Linked DNA regions of Mus musculus: regions 2, 3 and 4 are each linked to region 1. A link is a loop called in an ENCODE intact Hi-C map of the cell type or tissue named here. Cell type or tissue: heart. All regions are shown on one strand.

Region 1 (5,000 bases):
TTCTCACCACCCCAGTCCTCTGTAGATGGCATTCTTAGGACTTGTCTTCACAAAGCAGCTTTCCACGCTGTTAAATGCTGTTTCTCTCCTTCCAGAAAGTTCATGAAGGCAGAAAACATGGCTGTCCTGTTTTGTTATTGTTGTTGTTTTTTGGTTTTTGGTTTTTCCCCGGGTTCTCTAGCACTTAACTTAATGCCAGACATAGACTTAAAAATATCCATTGAATGAATAAATTAAAGATTGGTTGGTGGATAGTCTTGATGTCAACTTGACTGTATCTGAAATCAATTCAAAGCCAAGCAGCTGGGTGTACCTGTGAGCATTTTCTTTTTCTTTCTTTTTTTCTGAGACAGGTCTCATGATGTAGTTCTGGCCATCCCAGAACTCACTAAGTAGACCAGGAGGGCCTGGAACTGACATCCACCCACCTGCTTCTGTGTCCTGAGTGCTGGAATTAAAGGTGTTCTTCCACCTTCTTGGTGGCAGCCCCTATAAAAAGAAGAACGAAGGCTTTGTTCTTTTCCTGCTTGTCTTCACGTTCACTGGCCAGTTCATCTGTCCTGCTGCCAGGGTATTCCTTCCTGGGTTTTAGAACCTATCTTTTGGGATTAACCCCCCCACCCCCCCACCCCCCCCCACCACATACACACATAGACCAAAGATCAGCTGAGACATTCAGCCTCATGGACGGAACAAGTACCGGATTCTTGGCATTTCTGTTGGATGACAGTGACTAGCTAGAACATGATCTATAATTCACTTTAATAAATTCCCATGTGTGTGTGTATACATACATATGTATTTTCATTCCCATATATAGGACCCTGACTAATGCAATTAAGTAATAACAGTATAGAGTAGTAGTTATCTCCTCTAGTTTGGACCATGTCTTAGGATTTTACTGCTGTGAACAGACACCCTGACCAAGGCAACTCTTATAAGGACAACATTTAACTGGGGCTGGCTTACAGGTTCAGAGGTTCAGTCAATTATCATCAAGGCGGGAACATGGCAGCATCCAGGCAGGCATGGGGCAAGAGGAGCTAAGAGTTCTATATCCTCATTTGAAGGCTGCTAGCAGACTACTGGCTTTCAGGCAGCTGGGATGAGGGTCTTAACACCCACACCCACAGTGACACACCGACTCCAACAGGGCCACACCTTCTAAACCACTCCCCAAGCCAAGCATATAAAAACCATCACATCCTCATTAGCCTATATCGGAGAGGTAACTTGCATGAGCTCATCACAGGAATGACCCATTAATACACATTTTGGAGGGAAGAGGATGATCATGGGGGTTTACAAGGCTCAAGACTCTGCACAAGAACTTCAAGAGGACCCTCCTGTCTAGGAACTATAACAAGGAATACAACTGACAGGGGTGGAATTCTTCAGTAATGTAGGTACCTGAAAGATGCTCACAGGACTTTTCAGTGGCTCGTGTGTGTGTGTGTGTGTGTGTGTGTGTGCGCTCGAGTGCATGTGGGGGGGGGGGGAGGAGGGGGGAGAGGGAAGGAGTGAGGGAGGGAGAAAGACAGAGAGAGTCACTATATAGTTCTGGCTGTCCTGGAACTCACTACGTAAAACAAACTGACTCTGAACTCATAGAAATCTGCTTGGCTCTGCCCTCAGGAGTGCTGGGATTAAAGGTACTCACTACCATATCTAGCCTAACAGGTTGTCAATGTACATTTAGACAGTTGTGTTGGATATTGTGAAAGTTACAATATCATCTGTTGTGTTTCTGTTGTATTTAATCTTAGAGATTATCCTTCTGAGAATTTTCGAGGGACTAGAGCCAAGGAGCAGCAAAGGAGAGTCTTGACATGAAGTGATACCCTGTATTTGGGCTGATCCTTAGACCTCTTTCGCCCACACTTCTGGAAATGAATGTAATTGAGTATGCACAATGGCTGAAGGGAGAAAGATACACAACCTCTTAAGTGTCACCTTGCCTCAACAACTTGCCATTACAGTGGAGTCTTAATGGATGAGCTATTTGTTGATTTCCTTCAGTCCAGGTAACCATGTCTATAAAATGTCTTTCAGGGTTCACTCTACTAAGGAGCACAGCAACTAGGCATGCTGGGGCACGCCTTTAGTCCCAGCACTGGGAGGCAGAGACAGCCTAACCTCTGAATTCCAGGCTAGCCTCTTCTACAGAGCTTGTTTGTGGACAGCCAGAGCCACACAGAGAAACCCTGTCTCAAAAAACCAAACCAAACCAAACCAAACGAGGACAGAGATAGGGCTAATGTCTCTGAGTGCCTAATATGCACTCATATACACACAAACGGAGCAAGATTAGGGCAGAGGATTGGAGGCAAAATACAGTGCCCAGTGCGATTACCTCCAATTTTCTGAACCCTATACAAAACACCTATACCTTGAACAAATAGATGTTATCTGTTCTGGGGTGAATGGACAAAACGAGTCACAGTAATTAAAGTTAACATTTTTTCTCACCGCTACAGGGCATCTGGCGCAACAACTGCAAATTCTCGTTCTGGAGTTATAAATTGTGTCCTGCTTTGCCACTTGCCAGCTGTGTGATCTTGTTTTTCTTATCCTTCCTGAGCTTCATACCCTAAAAGCAAAAAGTATATACACAGCTGGATAGATTTCCTAAACAGGACTAGGCTTTTTCAACTTTCCCAACGAACTCCAGGCGGCAAGTGACAGCTTGAGGCGCGTTTCGGTCCTTAGCAGCAGCTCAGATCAGCTCTCAGAGAGACGCGAGGGGAAAGGGAGGAGCCCGCGGGAACTCAGAGCCATTTCAGCCAATCGCACAGCGGGCGGGACGGGAGTTCCCGCCTCCGGACGGCGTGCGCGCGCACCACGCCGGCACGCCCGCCGCGGAGGCGCGCACGCAGGCCCTGCCCTCGTCGCGGCCGCCATTTTAGCTCCTGGTTCGGGCCGCACGGAGCGGGCTGTGGTGGCGGGAGGGGTGGGGGTCCCCGCGAGTTGAGCCGCGGGCCTCTTGTGCGTGGATCCGGCTGCCGGAGTCTCTCTTCTTCCCTCCTTCCTAAGCGTCCGCTTCTGGGAGTGCGAGGATGTCCAAGAGGCATCGGTTGGACCTGGGGGAGGATTACCCCTCCGGCAAGAAGCGTGCGGGGACCGATGGGTAAGCCAGGCCGGGGCGCGCAGTCGCGGCTCGGGCTTTGTTGGATGGTGGCGGGGAGCAGGCCCGGCTGCCGAGCCTTTGTCTGCCGTCGGCCGGCTGGGGCGCGTGCCGAGTGTGTGCGGCCGGGGCGAGCGGCCTGTGGCGGCCACGAGGCCGCGGAACGGCGGGCGTGCGGAGCGGGCCGCGAGGCCTCGGTGCTCGCGTGAGGCCCGCAGCCGGAACCGGATGGCCAAGGGCACTGCCCCCGTGGGCGGCGGCGGGCGCTGTCTGTTTTGGGGGAGGATAGAGGCGAGCCGACCTCGGGGCGCACTGTTTGGCGGGAGACGAAGGGCCTTCTTCCATTGAGGCACTTCAGGAGAGGCCGTTGCCAACTTCCGCCCTCTGCCTGCCCTCCCGCCATCTCCTTTATTTCCTGCTTTGCTTAAAAGCCGGCTTTGCTTTTAAGTAGCATCACTGGGGTAGGCCTGTGAAAACACGTATTTCCCCCTCCGCTCTGGAAGTTATTTCTATCTCCTCCCCACTTTGGACGCACTTTTCAAAAAAGTGATCTTAAGCGTGTTTGAACAAACAACACCCACGTGCAGATTGAGAAAGGCTTACACCGATTCCTGGTCTGGCATTTTAGTTCCTTTTCTTAGACTTTTCGCAAAGACAGGGCATTTAGCAAGTAAGCAGTTGTATTATCATTTTCCAGTCTTTTCTTTCACAGTTCATACTTAAAATGTACTTTTGTTTATATTCCTACCCTCCCATTTTAATTAGTTGTATGTTTATGCTTCGGCAGTACAGGGATCTGTTGGGTTAATTAAAAAATATATCCACGGAAGTCCAAATGTCCAAAACAGTTGTAGGATTTTATCATTTTCTTATGTCTTGTGACACCGACTCGCTGTCAAGTCAGATGTGTGGTCTCTTGAGTTTTTGTTAACGGAAAGTCCTTTGGGATTGATTTCTAACTACCAGTGTGAGAATAGGTCAGGATAGGATGCGTTCTGTCGCTCTCCTTAGGTTGAAATATTGAATACGGAAAGCAGGTTTGTTATGTTTTGATTGTGTAGGTTTTTTTTTTTAAAGCTTATAACACTAAGCATTGTAATAATAAAACATCCCAAGACAGCTGTTCTCTCAAGCAAACATTCCAAATGTTAGTAATTGAGCTCCATCAGTTCTTAGGTAGAAACAGCTCATGAATATTCTCCAAGGGAGAGCAAAGTTGCAGTGAGCTTTTTCCATAGATTATAGTGGTATGTAGAATTCTCCTTTTCTCAACAGGAAACTTAGTACTGTAGTTAGGCATCACAACCTGTCATAAATGGCATTTATATTGGATTGATAAAGTGGGGAACTTCTGTGAAGTTAAAGTTAATGTCACATTTGGCTAAGATGCAACTAATTTCTCTCCTTATAGAGGTCACATTGGGATGAACACTGAGTTTGTGCAAGCAGAGTTTTTTTGTGTGTATGTTCACGACTCAATGCTTTTATTGCAATTGGGGCTCCACATTACAGTGATTATGGTCATTTCTCTTGCAAAACATACAACATTGGCAAAATGGACTTTGCGTATATCGCGGGTAGCTTCATGTTTCCTCTGAATATTTCATATTTGTCACTAAGTACAGGAGAGTCCTTGATTTCTAGAGATTCTGCAAGGCAGTTTTTGCAGTTTCCTAAGTTTTTTGAGTACCTTTTCTTATAGAACTGGTTTTCTTTAGCAATACAGTATTTGTGCTTGGTATTTTTTTTTTTTTCCTTACTTGATTTGAAGGCACTTTTGACTGCCAGGGACTCTTTGCTTCCCTCCCTCCCCCTCTTTGCTCTTGTTTAGTGTATTTGACAGCATAGGCTTGTTCATTTTGTCACCCCAGCTGTC
Region 2 (5,000 bases), 53 kb after region 1:
TGAAGGAATGCAGGTCCACCGACAGTCTGTCAGGACCTCCAGTAATAAGCGTGTGCTTGATCTGCCTGCAGCAATAGCAGACTACACAATGCATGACATGCTTCTGTAGAAGTGGTTGGTCACTGTGACAGCCCCGGCTAGTTACCTCTCCCTGAGAAGCCAACCTCTCATAACCACGTGCTCAGAGGTCTGCTTCAAATCCTGCACCACTACAGCATAGAGCATGCTCCTTCATTTCCTGTTATGTTGCTCACTGGCCACATAACATAACCTGACATTACTTTAAGAGTGTCCTTTACTGTGTAACTTAAATATTCATTCATCGCGTGTGTGTGTGTGTGTGTGTGTGTGTGTGTGTGTGTGTGTGTGTGTGTGTATTCCAAAGTGTGCATATGGCAGTCAGAGGACAACCTATGAAAGTGGGTTACAGGGATTGAACTCAGACATCAGACTTGACAGCAAAGTGCCTTTACCTGCTGAGCCATCTCTCCAGCCCCAAAAAGCCTCTGTTTTGATTTCCACGTGAGATCAGGGGCTTAGCACAACTCACTTTTCCCTAGCACAGAGTGAGGACCCATTAAGTCATCGTTGAAAGAGGGAAAGGAAGGAAGCAGCATGCTCTCGTAAGGATCTTCCCTCTTAAGGGCTTCCTAAGTGATGTTCCCACTTTACCTGTGTCCTTACAGTATAGTTCATATACTTTAACCCCTAAAATCTTTCACTATAAAGATGATACTGCTTCAATTGTGGGCTTCTTCAAACACTGCAGATTCTCAGCAACACCTTGGTGTTCATTTGACACAATATATGACCAAAAAAAAAAAAAAAAGATGCCGTAGGCTGGGCCAGCAGCTTTATAAAACCACAGTTACAGGGATTTAAGCTGCTATTGCTGGCCAGGAGCAAAGGGGAATGGGTTCCCAGTAGGTCCCCCCAGGGCTTCCCTAAGCCATGCTGCCCAGTAAGGTTGGATCTTAATTCACCACCTGAGGTTTACAGAGAAACTGGAGCTACGTGGGAGTTATTAGGTTAACCAGTTCCCTGCCTTGCCCATGTGAGCCAAAACCAATCTCAGTGGTGATGTGGTAGCTGGCTCCTGAAACACGGATTTTTTTTCTGAACCCTGGTTTCCCAGACAAGGGACTTGACATGCTTTTTGATGTGGTTGGGTTAGAAATCCTGACTCTGGCATCAGTGCAAAGGCTGACAGGTAACTAGTGACTTTATGACCTTTTTAAATCTGATAGTGCAACCCCTGCCTTAGGCTATTCCTGGATAGTCGGGGTTGCCTGAAGTTAATGGCTCACGGAACAGCCTTGAGCCAGTAAGGAAAGAAGTGGCCAAAGGCTCTCCTTCAGCTGAGTTACACTGTGTCCCCAGCCGCCTGACGCTCCAGTTCGTAAGGCCCTCTGATTGGCTACCTTCCAGGTATCTCACAATACCTGTTTGCTCACATGAGCACTGGGAAGAGAAAGTACAGTACCCACCACAGATGTGTCTCTAGTAACATAACCATCGACTGGATAGTTTAAAAACAGCAGTGTTGTTACCACAGTTCCAGATGTGAGAACCCTAAGATCAAGGCACTCAGTGTCGGGTGGGGCCGTTGTTGCCTTGTTTACAGATGTCATCTTGTGAAGTTGTTGCCTTGTTTACAGATGTCATCTCGTGAAGTTGCTGTGTCTTCGAGTGATAGAAGGGGTGAACTACTCTCTAGTCTTCTCAAGGTCCTAACCCTCTCTTAAGTGTTCCAGAACTCAGCCATTTGCTTTTACTATAGTAAGCTCAGGAAATCTTTCACATATTGTAGAAGTTCTTTCAGAATGCTCCATTCCATCCATACTGTAACTTGAAATGCGTATCTGAAGATGACAGGAAGCAAGCCCTCATTCGGATAGACTGGAGGGATGCGGACGGATGCGCTGGCTCAGTAGCTGCTCTTGTGTCTGCTCGTCCCGAGTACATGCAAGCCAGGCTCCTTGCTGGCCTAAGTTTCTATTTGTCTTCTAGGTGTGCTGGTTAACATGCTCTGTCCTGTGTAAGCCACGCCCTTAAGTGATTCACCAACTGTGGCCTGCAAGAGGAAGTTAAACATACTTGCAGAACTAATCCAAGAATCTTTAACCTCCAACGCTTTGTTTTTCTGGCCCATGCCAAAGCCTACAGCATGTTCTTTTAAGCAACCTCCGTCTCTCCAGGCATGCCAGGACGTTCCTCTCCGTTTTTATAGGAACATGGACTGCTTTTCACACTTGTTTTTAAATAGGTTTCATAACATGTAATGCAACTGTAAAATCGAAGAAGTAGAATTAATGCTTCCTGTAGACAGACGTCTTCTAATCTTGTTGTGTATCTGTGTGTTTTCGGAATTGGAATTTGTGTCCACTTCATAGGGTTCAGGTGTCTGCTGTAGGATGGAGTAAACCAGCCTTGACAGCTTTCCTAAGCAGGAAACTCACTAGGTGGCCATCTGGGGGCATAGTCAAGTGGAGCTTCCAGCATGTCACCAGCTGTGGGCATCCTCAAATGGTCCGTGGGTAATAAATAAGCTGCCTAGTTGGGGAAAGAACAAAACAAAACAAAAAAACCTACCGTATTATGTTTAAAGAGGCAGGGAAGGGCCCCGAATCAGCTGCCTTGTTCCTGTTGTAAGCCACTGAAGGACAGAAAATGACAAGGTGAGAGGTAGTGTATCTGCCCCAGCAGGCGGGAAGGACCCTACTTCCCCGCAGTCATGGGCATGAGACATAGGCTCTCGGCCCTCATAGCATCACAGAAAACGACAGGTGGGAGTGGAAGTGGGTACCACCCGGAGGAGATGCAGTTCTAGATTGGGGCTCATTGAAGGCAGGCCCGGTATTGCTGATTATCCATCTGTGTCCAGTGCCTGGCAAATTGTCCTTACCCTGCGAAGACTGTGGAAGGGATTCAATTCTAAGTATGAAGTGCACTCCTTATGAGCAACAGAGTGTTGAGAAACAGTGATTGAAAGTACAGTAATAGCTGCGCACGGTGGTGCTCACCGTTAATACCAACTGGTGCATCTTTCTCAATGTTTGAGGCCAACCTGGTCTATACAGCAAGTTCTAGGTCAGGGCTGCATAGTGAGACCCTGTCTCAAAAATTTCCACATCACAACAGGATTCTTTCCACCCATTTTCCCGGGAGCTGGTGGATGGTCGAGTACTGGTAGGTGGGTATGATGTAGTGGCTGGAGTGTTAGCCCAGCTTACATGAGAGGGGCCCTGGATTCGATTCCCAGTACTGCCTACAGTGAGGTGGAGGCACCCAGGCACTGCAGAGGTGTGAGTTGGGACTTCAAGCTTGAAGCTTGGGCTACTTTTGACCCTGTTGCTCAAACAGGGAAAGAAACAACAGCAACTCATTCAGCCAGTGTGTGAAGCCACTTCTGAGACTGGTCCGACTCTGGGGATCAGGTGGCCTTGAACTTGGGTTATAAATACTGGTAGAACCAGTGGCATTTGGTAGAATTCACAGACACTGAAACTTTCAAACTAGCTCATTGTGTTTGTAGGCAGGAAAAATGGTGGTACTTACTAGAAGTACTTTCTGATCGCAATTGTTCGTTGCACCAACATTTTCCACAACTTTGTGTGATCCACTGTACTTGGCTTCCCTAAGGGGTCAGCACTAAAGTTTCCCACCCTGCCTGCCTGCCCCCAGTGCTGAGCACACCACACACAGCCCCTGAGCACGACTGTTGTGATAGAAGCTCCAAGGTTTGCATCCTGTCGGGTCCTTTCCACTTCTTTTGCTGCACCAGTATCCCGAAGCTACAGAGCTAATTCCTTACGCAAACCTGTTGAGTTTAGTTTTTCTGCACCTAGAGTAAACTCTGTTGCTTTGACTATTTCCTCAGAGGTAGTAAAATAAACCAGATAATGAAAGCAACACTAGCTGTGTGGAATTTTGGTTTCTTTAAAAAAAAAAAAAAAAGAAAAACAAAAACAATACTATAAAAATACATTTTCATTTTCATCCCAGGTGTGGGATACGGGGCTGCTTCAGATTGTCCACATTAGCTGACTATGATTTGCCTCGTGCTCTTGTTGGGGAGGGGCTGTCAGTCAGTTTTGCCAGCTGCAGATAGTTTCTGCGATTGTGTGACAATTGGAATTCTGGGGACTCCTCAAAGGGTATATAAATTTTAGGGCCCCCAGAGGTGGGGTGGGTTAAGTAGTCAGGTGCAAAGAAGAAACAACTACAAATGAGATAATCTGACAGCGAAGAACACACTGGACACCATTAACCAGCAGGAAGTCGTCCAGTCTCTGACTTACTTAGGGATCTTTTCTTTCCTCGCTGTCCTTTCTCTTATCTAGTGTTAGAGGGTTGAAAGGGTGGAAGCGAAGATGGAGAACGGTAAAAGAAGAACCCACCGAGTAGCAAACGACAGCTAGCCACATAGCTGTGTCTGTGAGACAGGGTTGTGTGCTGCTGTGATTGTCCGCTGTGTGTACTAGTTCCTCCGCTGAGTGTGAGCTTGCAGATCCGTCAACTCCCAATGCCCGCAATCCAACTAATACTCGGGCTTCAAAAATGTCCCAGAAAGAGAGAGACTTCCCCTACTCCCCACCCCACTGGGCAAAAGAAACTGCTCTGTAATTTCATCCCATTTGGTTAGCTATTCCTAGCTGCTAGTTCGTCAGGAATGCACTTACTTCAGTAGATTCTGGCTGAGACGGGGTATGCCCATCCCAGTGCCAAGCTTTCTGACAATGATGAACAACAGAAGTACATTTTACACCCGGCTGCCCACAGTACAGTCATGCACAAGTAGATCTAGAAAACAGAACCCACGTTTCAAAGACTACTGTGCTCTCTGTGTGGTGTGAAGTACCCAGTGGTTGAGCCTGACTCGTTGAAAATGTGTCTCTCATCTCACAACTGGATTGAGAATTGTGGTCTAGAAAATTCCAGGTTCCTATCCCAGGTATCTCGGCTCTCTATAGCTTCTGCAAAGGAGGCATTGCCACGGT
Region 3 (5,000 bases), 280 kb before region 1:
TTAGTTCAGTTCCATTATGGCGGTGAATCATGGCGGTGTGCAGGCAGACTGTGGTGCAGGAGAAGGAGCTGCGACACACCCCCTCCAACAAGGCCACACCCCCTAATATTGTCATTCCTTGGTGACTAAGCATTCAAACCAATGAGTCTGTGGGGAGCATTCCTATTCAAACCACCATAAGAAGCCACCAGGCTATGGTGTCAGGCCTGGATGCTCCTTTAAGGGCAGAGAAGAGAGTTCTTTATCAACAGTGTTACTACCGTGGATACCAGTTACTGCCGGAATACAGCAAACTAGCCCCAAACACAGAGCCTCAGCCACTGCTTATTTATTGGCTGAGTCTGTGGGGCATCAAATTGGGTAGTGATAGCTGGCAGCTGGACTTACTCGTGCACCATGTCAGATGGGACCTCACACATGTGGTGCGTGGTTGGTGTCCGTCTGTCTAGGGAGTCCAGTGACATCCATTAAGCCATTCCGGGACTGCTTTCATGGAGGTGCTCACAGGTCCCCATGAGTACTATGCAAAATTAAGCCCTGCCCCCAAAGACGCTTAATGACTTGATTATTATAATACATTTGTAAACGTTGCTTGGGCAAAGCAGATCAAATGATGAAGAGCCCAGGATGAGAGATAATGGAAAGATTTTGGAAACACAGAAGAGAAGGGAAGAACAGAGCTCGGCCTTTCCCATTCTCATCATGTAGCATGCTGGGGCCAAGGCCGCTTCTCCACTTTTCAGCACCCAGCTTCCATGTCACAGAACTGACCCGCTCTCAGCAGGAACTGACAATGTAAATCCATGGTGGCCGTGAGGTTTCTACAGCTGCCAAATGGACTTACCAACTTCTCAGGCCACCTACTCCTTTATACAAGCTGAGTTTCCCCAAGTATGGAAAGCTTTCTGTTGGCAACTATGTGGGGGCGGGGATCACATAGCATTCATCTGAGGTTCCCTCTGGAGGTCTCTAGTCTTCCTTTCCCATGAAAGTTTCATGGAATTATCTTTAGAAAGTTTTTTTTTTTGAAAATTTTATACAATATATTTTAAATATTCTTATATTCTTTCCTCTTCTTCAAGACCTCCTAGGCCCCTTCTCTTCACCCCCAACTTCTTATTTTTTCTCTCTCATAAAAACCAAAACAAACAAAAGCATTTAAAAAAATCCGTGACGTTCTATTGTGTTGGCTGACTAGGACTGAACACGGGGCCTGCCTTGCCGTGTGTTTGAAATATCACTCTGTTAAGAAAACGGATTTTCCCTCTCCCAGAAGCTATCAGTTGCAAGTCGCTTCTTGGTTAGGGGTGAGACTTTGCGGCCATGTCTCTTCTCATTTTTGTGTCTGACTTGGGCTTGTGTGTGTTTTGAGAGTCCATATGAGCCCTGTTGTGCTTGCAAACTGTTTCCTCGAAGTCACCCACCATCTCTGACATCTCTTTGCAGCCTTTCCACCTCCTCTTCTACACAGAGCCCTGAATAGCACAATCTTCAGCTGGCTCCTCTCTTAACTCATGCTAAATCCCACCACCAAGCTTTTTGGCCCTATTCAGAATTTAGAGTTTTATTTTCAAACTTTGTACTTGCGTTCTAGTACGACATCAGATACTTAAAAAGAAATGTTGGTCGCTTTAAAAATCAGTATAATGTATGTACAGTATGGTGAGCTTCATTCATACGCTCGACCAAAAGATGTAGAGCATCTACTGCGTGCCAAGGTTGCTCCAATGTGTACTCAGGGGAAAGAAGGGCCCTTCCTTGGTGGAGCTTCAGTTTCAATGGTAGAGGCCTGACCTGGCAGGGGATGGCTGGATGGAGGAGTTTGGCTTCTCGACCTGGGGATGACACCCACCTGTTCGCCAGCCTCCCTCCCTCACCACAGGCCTGGGAATGCTGGAGTCTGGGGTTATGTGATGGTTCACATGCAGAGTCCCTTCCTTCCCTAGGAGACACAGCTGGTGGCCTGGGGTCCCCGGGGTGCCGCGGCTGGCACCGGCCCCGAGCCACTGTAGGGCAGTGGTTGGGGCCCGGCTCCTCCTCCCCTTCCTCCGCGGAGGCTGACGTGGAGGCAGCGGCGCGGGCAGCCGCGGGAGGCGGCGGCGCGGAGGCTCGGAGGTTCCTGGCCCTCTCCGGGCTGCGCGGGGCCGGGGTGGCGGCGGCGGCGGCGGCGACAGGAGCAGGAGGAGGAGAAGGGAGGCGGTTGTGCAGCCCGCCCGCGCACGCAGGAGGGGACATGGACGGCGATCGGACCGAGAGCGACTGGCAGGGGCTGGTGAGCGAGGTGAGGCCGGGGCTCCGGATCGGCCTCCTGAGCCGCTGCAGCAGGTCCCCAAGCCCTGTGAGCCCGGGTAGCAGGTGGCCGCGGCAGGACCTGCAGGTGCACGGTCCACCCCTCACGTTCGGGCCTGCGGGGGAGCCGCGGTCGCCCGCACCATCTGGTGCCAGGCTTTGGGGAGGGGCCTTTCGCTCGCCAGCGTTTGGCCTAGGATTGGAGAGACTGAGAAGCCCTGGGATCCGGGAGGGGAAAGAGCCAAGCCCCACCTGCCTGCCTAGTCACCACTGTTATGGAGGCAAGCGATTGGATGATTCCCGATGCTGAAAAGGTGACGCCTGAGGGACCATCCGGGCCCTTGGGTAACAACTGGGCAGGTGCAATGACTTGGAGCAGCGGTTTAAGTGAAAGAGTTTGGCATCCTTGCAATGGTTGGTTCATGCGTTCACTTACTCCACTCTCTGAGCTCCTGTTTCCCGCACCTACTATGTGCTGTGAGGTAGTGAAACCATTCATTTCTCAAAGGAAAATGAGACAGGTACAGAGGTGATGTGACCTGTGGATATAGACAACTCCACGCCCTCCCCTGTGAATGGGCCAGAAGGAAGCTTTCAGACTCTTAGGCTGCCTTCTCTCTGATCCACCCAGTTGGTTGGCTCGGGTCAGGCAGCTAGCTTCTCCAGGTGAGAGGGATCCTGATGTCTTCCTTCCCCTAGCAAGCTACCAATTCACCTCCCTCACCTGTATGGACGGCTCCTCCATTATCTAGCCACTTAACACCCAGTGTGTGTAGAGCAATGAACTCCACCACTTAGAGCCACTTAGTTTAGTTCCTTCAAACATTGGTCTAGCACTGGAAGGGGTTATGTCTCGGCCCACGGCCCAGCTCTATCTTCTCTGTCAGGTTATCTTCTCTATCAGGCTTTGTGTCAAGGAATATATCCACTGGGAATCTCATCTCTGGGCCCATCCAGAATCATCTATAGCAGTAAAAGATGATGAAGGTGGGGGTGGGTTCTCCATGGAAGTCCAGGAGTGGGTGCTGACTTAGAAGGTACGGTATTCTTGTTCAGGTAGATCTGTGTTGAGAATGGTCATTCCAAATCAAGCACACTACCTGGCCATGGGGATGCACGCCTGTGGTCCCAGCTCTTGGTAGAGGTAGAGGCAGGAGGATCAGGAGTCCAACCAAAGCCATCCTCTGCTGCATAGCGGGTTCAAAGCTCTCCCTCCAAACAAATAAACAAATAAACAATAAACAATAAACAAGAAGTTACTTACACTCTTCTGCTCTTAGAATGCAGTGGTCCCCAACTCAGGAGACACTTCAGCACCTCCTGCCTTCAGAAAACACATGATGTTTACTAGTATAGTCTGGGAAGAAAGCCACTCAATAAACAATGAAAAACATCTTGAGAAAGGGACTATAATCAAAGCTAAATTGTACCAGGTGTCCCTTCAGGGTGCCGCCCAGTGCCAGGTGTTTATTTGGACTGACCACGTTGCATGGTAGTGAGATTCTAGCTAGACTGGTTTTTAATTGGCTCTCCAAAGCCTATAATTTGAGCTCCATCTACAGAAGGTAATCGATAAAAGTTGGCTAAGTAAGCCCATGGATCCTGAAATGGGTCTTTTAAAAGTTGTCTCACCCATCCCAAAGTCTTGTTGATGTTATAACATACAAGAACCATGCAATTGTGCTATAAAGATGTATAAAATTTTCATGCCTCAGGTTCATAATTTTGCATACATTCCTAGCTATCATGGGCTACATGCTACAAAATAATGGAATTCGTTGTTTCATAGATGTATATTAAAGAGTGTGAGCATGAGCAGAATTTGCTTTCTGCCTTAGGTACTAATGTCTGTCTCTTGTCTGTGCCCTTCATGTCAGTTTTTGTATGGAAAGCCATATTTTCCTTAGCAGTTGAACCTCATTCAACAACAATTTATATAGGAATCACCTCTCAAACAGGATGGGAATCAGGGCTCAGGCAGGCCAAGGAGCATGCTCTAAGCCTCACTGCTGTTAAGTGGAGGAAACAGGACTTGAACCCTGGTCTGCCTGGTCCTAGGACCTTGCTTGGCAGTATGAGGCAGTGCTTCATATGGCTTGTCAACATCTCTCATCAATTGGTAAGCCTTCCAAGGCAGGGGCCATATTTAATCCATCTTTGGATCTGAAGCAAATGGATCAGCTTCCTCAAAACAAGGCCTGAAGATCGGAGTCATTCTGGATGCTTATGAAAGGGCAGATTTTTGGGTCTTCAATTTATTTATAGTGAATGGAATTTTCCTTACCAAACACCCACAGATATGACTGAGGTTTAGCTCCTAGTAACTATTCCTATGTTTTCTTTGGAAGTGGGGGTCTTTGTTGACATTGTGAAGTTGAGGATCTTGCAATGAGATCATCTTACATTTAGGGCGGGCCCTTAATCTAATGTCTAGAGTCTTTTTTACAGAAAGGAGAGAGAGAGGCTCGAGAAGCCAAAACACGGTGTACTGGCTAGTTTTGTGTCAACTTGACACAGCTGCAGTTATCACAGAGAAAGGAGCTTCAGTTGAGGAAATGCCTCCACAAGATCCAACTGTAAGGCATTTTCTCAACTAGTGATCAAGGGGGGAAGGCCCCTTGTGAGTGGGACCATCTCTGGACTGGTAGTCTTGGTTCTATAAGAGAGCAGGCTGAGAAAACCAGGGAAAGCAAGCCAGTAAAGAACATCCC
Region 4 (5,000 bases), 630 kb before region 1:
TTTATCTTTACAGCGTTTCAATAACAATTTCCCCCACCATCTCTAGATCCAATCCATAAATATTATGTATGATACTTTTTGTTAAAAGAGTCTTAGTGCGTCCAACTTTTTTTTGTTTTGTTTTTGTTTTTACGAGACAGGGTTTCTCTGTGTAGTCCTGGCTGTCCTGGAACTCACTCTGTAGACCAGGCTGACCTCAAACTCAGAAATCGACCTGCCTCTTCCACCCAAGTGCTGGGATTAAAGGCGTGCGCCACCACTGGCCGGCTGTGCCCAACTTTTGACACTGCAACACGACATCATCTACAATGTTCCTACTCAAGGTCTGTGAGAACAAGTCATGACCAAAATCTCACAAAAAGCCTCACAATGTATTAAGTGTGCTTATGATTGGCCACATTCATAGCTATCCTGGGGCACATGTGGCCGATGGGCTATGGACCAGATGTGCTTTAATGTATGACTTGGTCATTTAACAAGAGTTTCATACCTAAAGTGAAACAAAAGCTCAACGCACACGAGGTAAGCAGGTAAGCGGTAGACTTTCATTTGCATTTCTATCCGGTATCGAAGTAAACAGGTACTGAACATCCGTCAGTTTCTCAGTCAAAAGAGGCCAAAATAAACACTGGTGAGGCGTTAAAGGGTGGAAAAGCGTGGAGAGAGAGCCAGGCAACCTGCTGCCTACAGAAGGCTCCCCGGTCTGCAGAGGCAGCTGAAGGGACATAGCCAGCAAATGCCACCTGCCCATTACCAGGCTTAGGAAGGGGCACACCTTTGAAAGCAGCTGGATTTAAGTCCATGTGGCACGCGGAGAAAATGGCATCAAAGGTTGGACTATAAATCTTGCTTATTCTCAAGTCACTGGACATTTAGGAGTGAGGATATTGATGGCCCCTTCCCTCCTCTTCCTTCTTCTTGGAGCAGATGTGTGATTCATGGATTGTCCTTTAGTGCCTCCCTTCTTATCTTATTACGTTTTCTTTGCTTCTGCTTTCTGACAGCTCTGAAAAGCAAGGTGCTAAATTATTTTATGGAATGAGCACAGTGAATTATGTAATTATGCTGAAGTTTAATTAACTGGCTATCCAAATAGGAAAATAGAAGACATGAAAGAATTTACTGTGGGGCTAGCATAAATCCCCAGTGTCCTAACCATGACAACAAGGAAAGAGATGGGCCTGATCACACAAAAGACATTTCCGAAGACATTTCTTTAAAAGATGGTTACTACATTTAGAACAAGCTATTCGGGACAGACACGCCACACGAGTGAGCAGCCACCCCAATGGGCTTGTCTCTTTGCTACATTTATACTGCTCAACTCAGCACTTCCATTTCCAAGTCCCTGAATTACATTTTTTTTTTTTAAGAAAGGGATTAATACATGCGGCAGTCAGCAGGGGCAGAGAAATGAAACTGCACAACAAGTAAAGGAAAACTGACCACATTGCAGAGGCCCTTTCCTAAAGCCTCGAAGCTAATCTCCCTTCCCCTCGCAGGTGTAAAAGTGCCAGCTAGCACCTCAAGGGATGCCTGACTTCTGTGTCCCAAGCTTCCTGAAAGCAAGCTGTTCTAAAGGAACAGGCTGGAACAGTCAGGCCCCGCTGCAACCTGCCACGGCGGACAGAACAGATCCTCTGCTCTGCTGCTCTCACCACCAAGATGCTGCTGCCCGTGATGGCGAGAGTCCTGACTACTTACTCACTTCTCCACACTAGCAGAACCATGCCACTTGCCCTATCGAGGACTGTGCTGGTGCACACACTGTGCCCCTGGGCATAGCTGGCAAAGGCTCTGACTACCAAGCAGCATTAGTTGTTGAGAGTCAGAAGCCATGGCTCCTGTGAGCCAAACTAAGCTAGGCCCTCACTTCTTGATCCTCCAGGAAGACACCTGGGAAAGGCCACGGTGAACAGCAGACTCTTTCTGTTCCTTTAGCATAGGTTGTATTGGGTGCTGAAATACACAAGAGCGGGCATGGCCTTGAAATTCAAGGAACTAGGAAACTACACTAGGTAAATGTTTCTCTGCTTTTTGGGTTTTTTTTTTTTTTTCAGGTAAAAAAACCTCGAGGCTCTGAAGTCCTAAATTCACCCAAGTAGAGAGTGGCAGGGCCTGACTCTAGAGTCTGTGTTCCGCCTCATCTGATAATAACTACCCAACTAGTAAAACGGCAGCCCTGCAGGACCATCCATGAACACCAGTTAGTTGAAGTTTTACTTGGCCACTCAGCAGAACTCTAATGATTTATATCTTCCATATTTTGTGCTATGGACTAAGAATACCCACCAGCTCAAAATAAAAGTCACTTTATATTGTTTGTGTGTTACAGAAACCTCCTCTCTCAACCAGTCATTTCCTTAAAGTAGGAAAGCTTCTTGGTAAGTAAGGATTTAGAAACTCTAATGGAGTAAAGTATAATCTCTAATAGAAAAGTCAATGAAGCCTTGTTGAGAAATTTTAAATTTCTCTTTGGTTCATCTATTCATAAGCAGGATTGAAAATAAACCAGATTTCACTAGGGAATAAGCAGAAGGAAAGAATCTAAGAAGCATTCCATTGTAATGTATATAAACAAAGCCTTCAAGAGCAAAGTGTGAACTGGGGTACTCTGGCTGAGTAAAATTACTCATTTTAGTTTGCCTTAAAATTACACTGACCTAGTATTTGTCCTCTACCCTTCGGATTTATATAACTGACAGAATGAGCTTCACCACAAGAGGGAGCCAGCACCATTCCAGTTCACATCTGAGGGAAAAATTAACCATGGAAAAACAAACTACAAAAGACAGCTGTAAAATGCTAGGACTGAAGGATATGGCACGCCACGGTATGCTCAAATATCTTTAAAGTACTGCCATTTATAAAGAAGGGGCTTTTTTTTTTCAGGGCTGGAGAGGTTGATGCTCTTGCAGAGAGCCTGGGCCTGATTCCCAGCACCCATGTGGCAACTGTGACTATCTGTGACTCTAGTTCCAGGGCATCTTCTGGCCTCTGCAGACATCAGGCAGGGACATGATCACATACATGATAGGTACAGGCAAAGCACTCATACATATAAAATAAAAAAAAATAAATTTCTTAAAATATTTTTGTCAATTTCATTATGCAGATGTGTGTGTTTCTGGGAGTTATTTTGGGGTTTGTTTGTTTGTTTGTTTTAGAGAGGAGTAACTGAGAAAAGGAGAGTCCTCTGGCTGAAGAAGGCAACACTACCTGAGGATTGTAGGCAGACTGTACCACAAAGGATTTGCTCTTAAAGTTGACAAAATCCAATACTGGAAGTCAGTCTCTGCTCCCCACCCCTGAAACAGAATGTCACTAACACTCCAACAAAAGACTAGCTTAAAAAAAAGTTCTAGCAGGGCGTCACGACACCATAGCCCTGGCTAACCAGGAACTCTGCCCACCACTGCTTCCCCGGTGCTGGGATTTAAGGCAGGCACCACAACACCAAGCTAGACTTGCTTTTTTCAACAGCAAACATACACAGAGCTTATTGAGAGAGCCTATAGTCCATTAGTAAACACCACTCCAGTGTGGCAGCACAGGCCTGTGAGCCCAGCGTGTGGGGAAACTCAATTTCCAGGCCAGCCTGAGCCACAGAGCAAAACTGTCTTAAAACCAAAACTCACACCAATATGAAGATTCAATTTTCAGCTGGGCGTGGTGGTGCACGCTTTTAATCCCAGCATTTGGGAGGCAGAAGCAGGTGGATTTCTGAGTTCGAGACCAGCCTGGTCTACAGAGTGAGTTCCAGGACAGCCAGGGCTACACAGAGAAACCCTGTCTCGAAAAGCCAGCAGGAGATTCAATTTTCATATACATTAATTCACAGAATTAAAGGCTGAGCATGTTAACTCCTGACTGTACTCAAAATTGCACTGTAAATGATGCAACCATCCTAGACCAATAGGTAGATGGGCTGTGTTTTGTTATTGGAGGCTTCTAAGGGGAAAATTATAAAATGCATTTAATTAATTTTTAAAATTTATTCTTCTACCTTGAACTACTCAGTAGAAATAATTACAAAGTAAATTTATGAAAAACAAAACCAAAAACTCAGTCTAAATAGGAAACATAGCTCAAGAGCTGGTCCTTAATGGAAAATGTCCTACTGGATTTAAACAAACAGATAAATAAGGCAGACAATACCTATAATACCATCATAGCAGCTGAAGCTTCAAAAACCTCTCGTAGTAGCTGTTCATTTCATCACAAAATAAGATGATTAGGAAATTGTTTACCATAATCTCAATTTTCACATAATGTTAAATTTAGCTATTTAGTAATCTGTAGGTAGTGTGTAATACCAAGGTTCTATTTTTGTTTTATAATTTAAATCACTGAAACAAGAAGACATGATCCCTAACATTTTTTTAAAAAAGGTGTGTTCAGGGGCTAGAGAGATGTCAGTGGTTTAGAGGCCGGGTTGATCTTCCAGAGGACCCAGGTTCACTGCCAGCACCTTCATGAAAGCTCGAAACTGTCTGTAGCTCCAGTTCCAGGGGATCCGATAGCCCTTTGTGAGCTCCTCAGACATCAGGCACTCAGGATGCCCAGACATCCATGCAGGCAGGTCACCCACACACAGTTAAAGGGGGCTGCTGGGCTGCTCTCTTCCATTAGCCCAGTTGGTCCTTTTTCCTAAAATTGCTATAATCACGGGACTCAGTTTACTCTGAGTTTTACTGTGCGTTATCAATGAAAAATGTTAGTGTAGGAGATGTGAAAACCATCATGAAAAAGAATAACATTTTAAATATTTAAGTAAAAAAGCATGTGTAAATGCTGACAGAATTTACAGAACTAACTAGTACTAACATAAATAAGGTGTACTTCAAATCTTATGGCTGGTTCGCTCAGCTCATTTTAATTTGGCTCAGAGTTCTAGGGGCAGCGTTTGAATCCCACATTAACCTGTGACGCTTCCAGTTATAAGGCAACAAATTCAGCCCTTTTCTGCTTTGGAATTTCTGCTTTGCTGCTATAAAACG

What was found. Peaks named below come from ENCODE experiments on the same cell type or tissue, not always from the same donor. Only the 100,000 strongest peaks of a DNase experiment are listed, where the experiment ranks them.
Region 2: a loop joins it to region 1, with 2.2 times the contacts of the local background. A loop is called at or near these places in 4 of 42 quality-filtered maps.
Region 3: a loop joins it to region 1, with 2.5 times the contacts of the local background. A loop is called at or near these places in 6 of 42 quality-filtered maps.
Region 4: a loop joins it to region 1, with 2.4 times the contacts of the local background. A loop is called at or near these places in 3 of 42 quality-filtered maps.

What each region holds. Positions count from the first base shown.
Region 1 is chr5:52,188,407-52,193,406 of GRCm38, reverse strand. Dhx15 (DEAH (Asp-Glu-Ala-His) box polypeptide 15) reads left to right here and starts at 2,861. Exons shown (of 14, transcript NM_007839.3): 1 at 2,861-3,127. The coding sequence starts at 3,057. It overlaps 9230114K14Rik (RIKEN cDNA 9230114K14 gene), which reads right to left and starts at 2,726. Exons shown (of 4, transcript NR_015537.2): 1 at 2,470-2,726; 2 at 1-489. In heart, a CTCF peak has its summit at 2,532; DNase peaks (open chromatin) are centred at 2,816 and 3,376; H3K4me3 peaks cover 3,136 bases; H3K27ac peaks cover 1,959 bases.
Region 2 is chr5:52,135,398-52,140,397 of GRCm38, reverse strand. Gm40302 (a long non-coding RNA gene) reads right to left here. Exons shown (of 3, transcript XR_868417.3): 3 at 1-5,000. It overlaps Mir6417 (microRNA 6417), which reads left to right and starts at 4,381; the gene lies at 4,381-4,496. In heart, no CTCF peak of the experiment used is centred here; no DNase peak of the experiment used is centred here.
Region 3 is chr5:52,468,632-52,473,631 of GRCm38, reverse strand. Ccdc149 (coiled-coil domain containing 149) reads left to right here and starts at 2,054. Exons shown (of 13, transcript NM_001379231.1): 1 at 2,054-2,281. The coding sequence starts at 2,234. In heart, no CTCF peak of the experiment used is centred here; DNase peaks (open chromatin) are centred at 1,971 and 2,481; H3K4me3 peaks cover 1,297 bases; H3K27ac peaks cover 987 bases.
Region 4 is chr5:52,819,624-52,824,623 of GRCm38, reverse strand. It overlaps Zcchc4 (zinc finger, CCHC domain containing 4), which reads right to left. Exons shown (of 13, transcript NM_001308144.1): 13 at 1-1,006. The coding sequence ends at 937. Among named protein-coding and RNA genes, the nearest start is that of Anapc4, 12 kb to the left of the region's middle. In heart, a CTCF peak has its summit at 2,712 (motif pointing right); no DNase peak of the experiment used is centred here.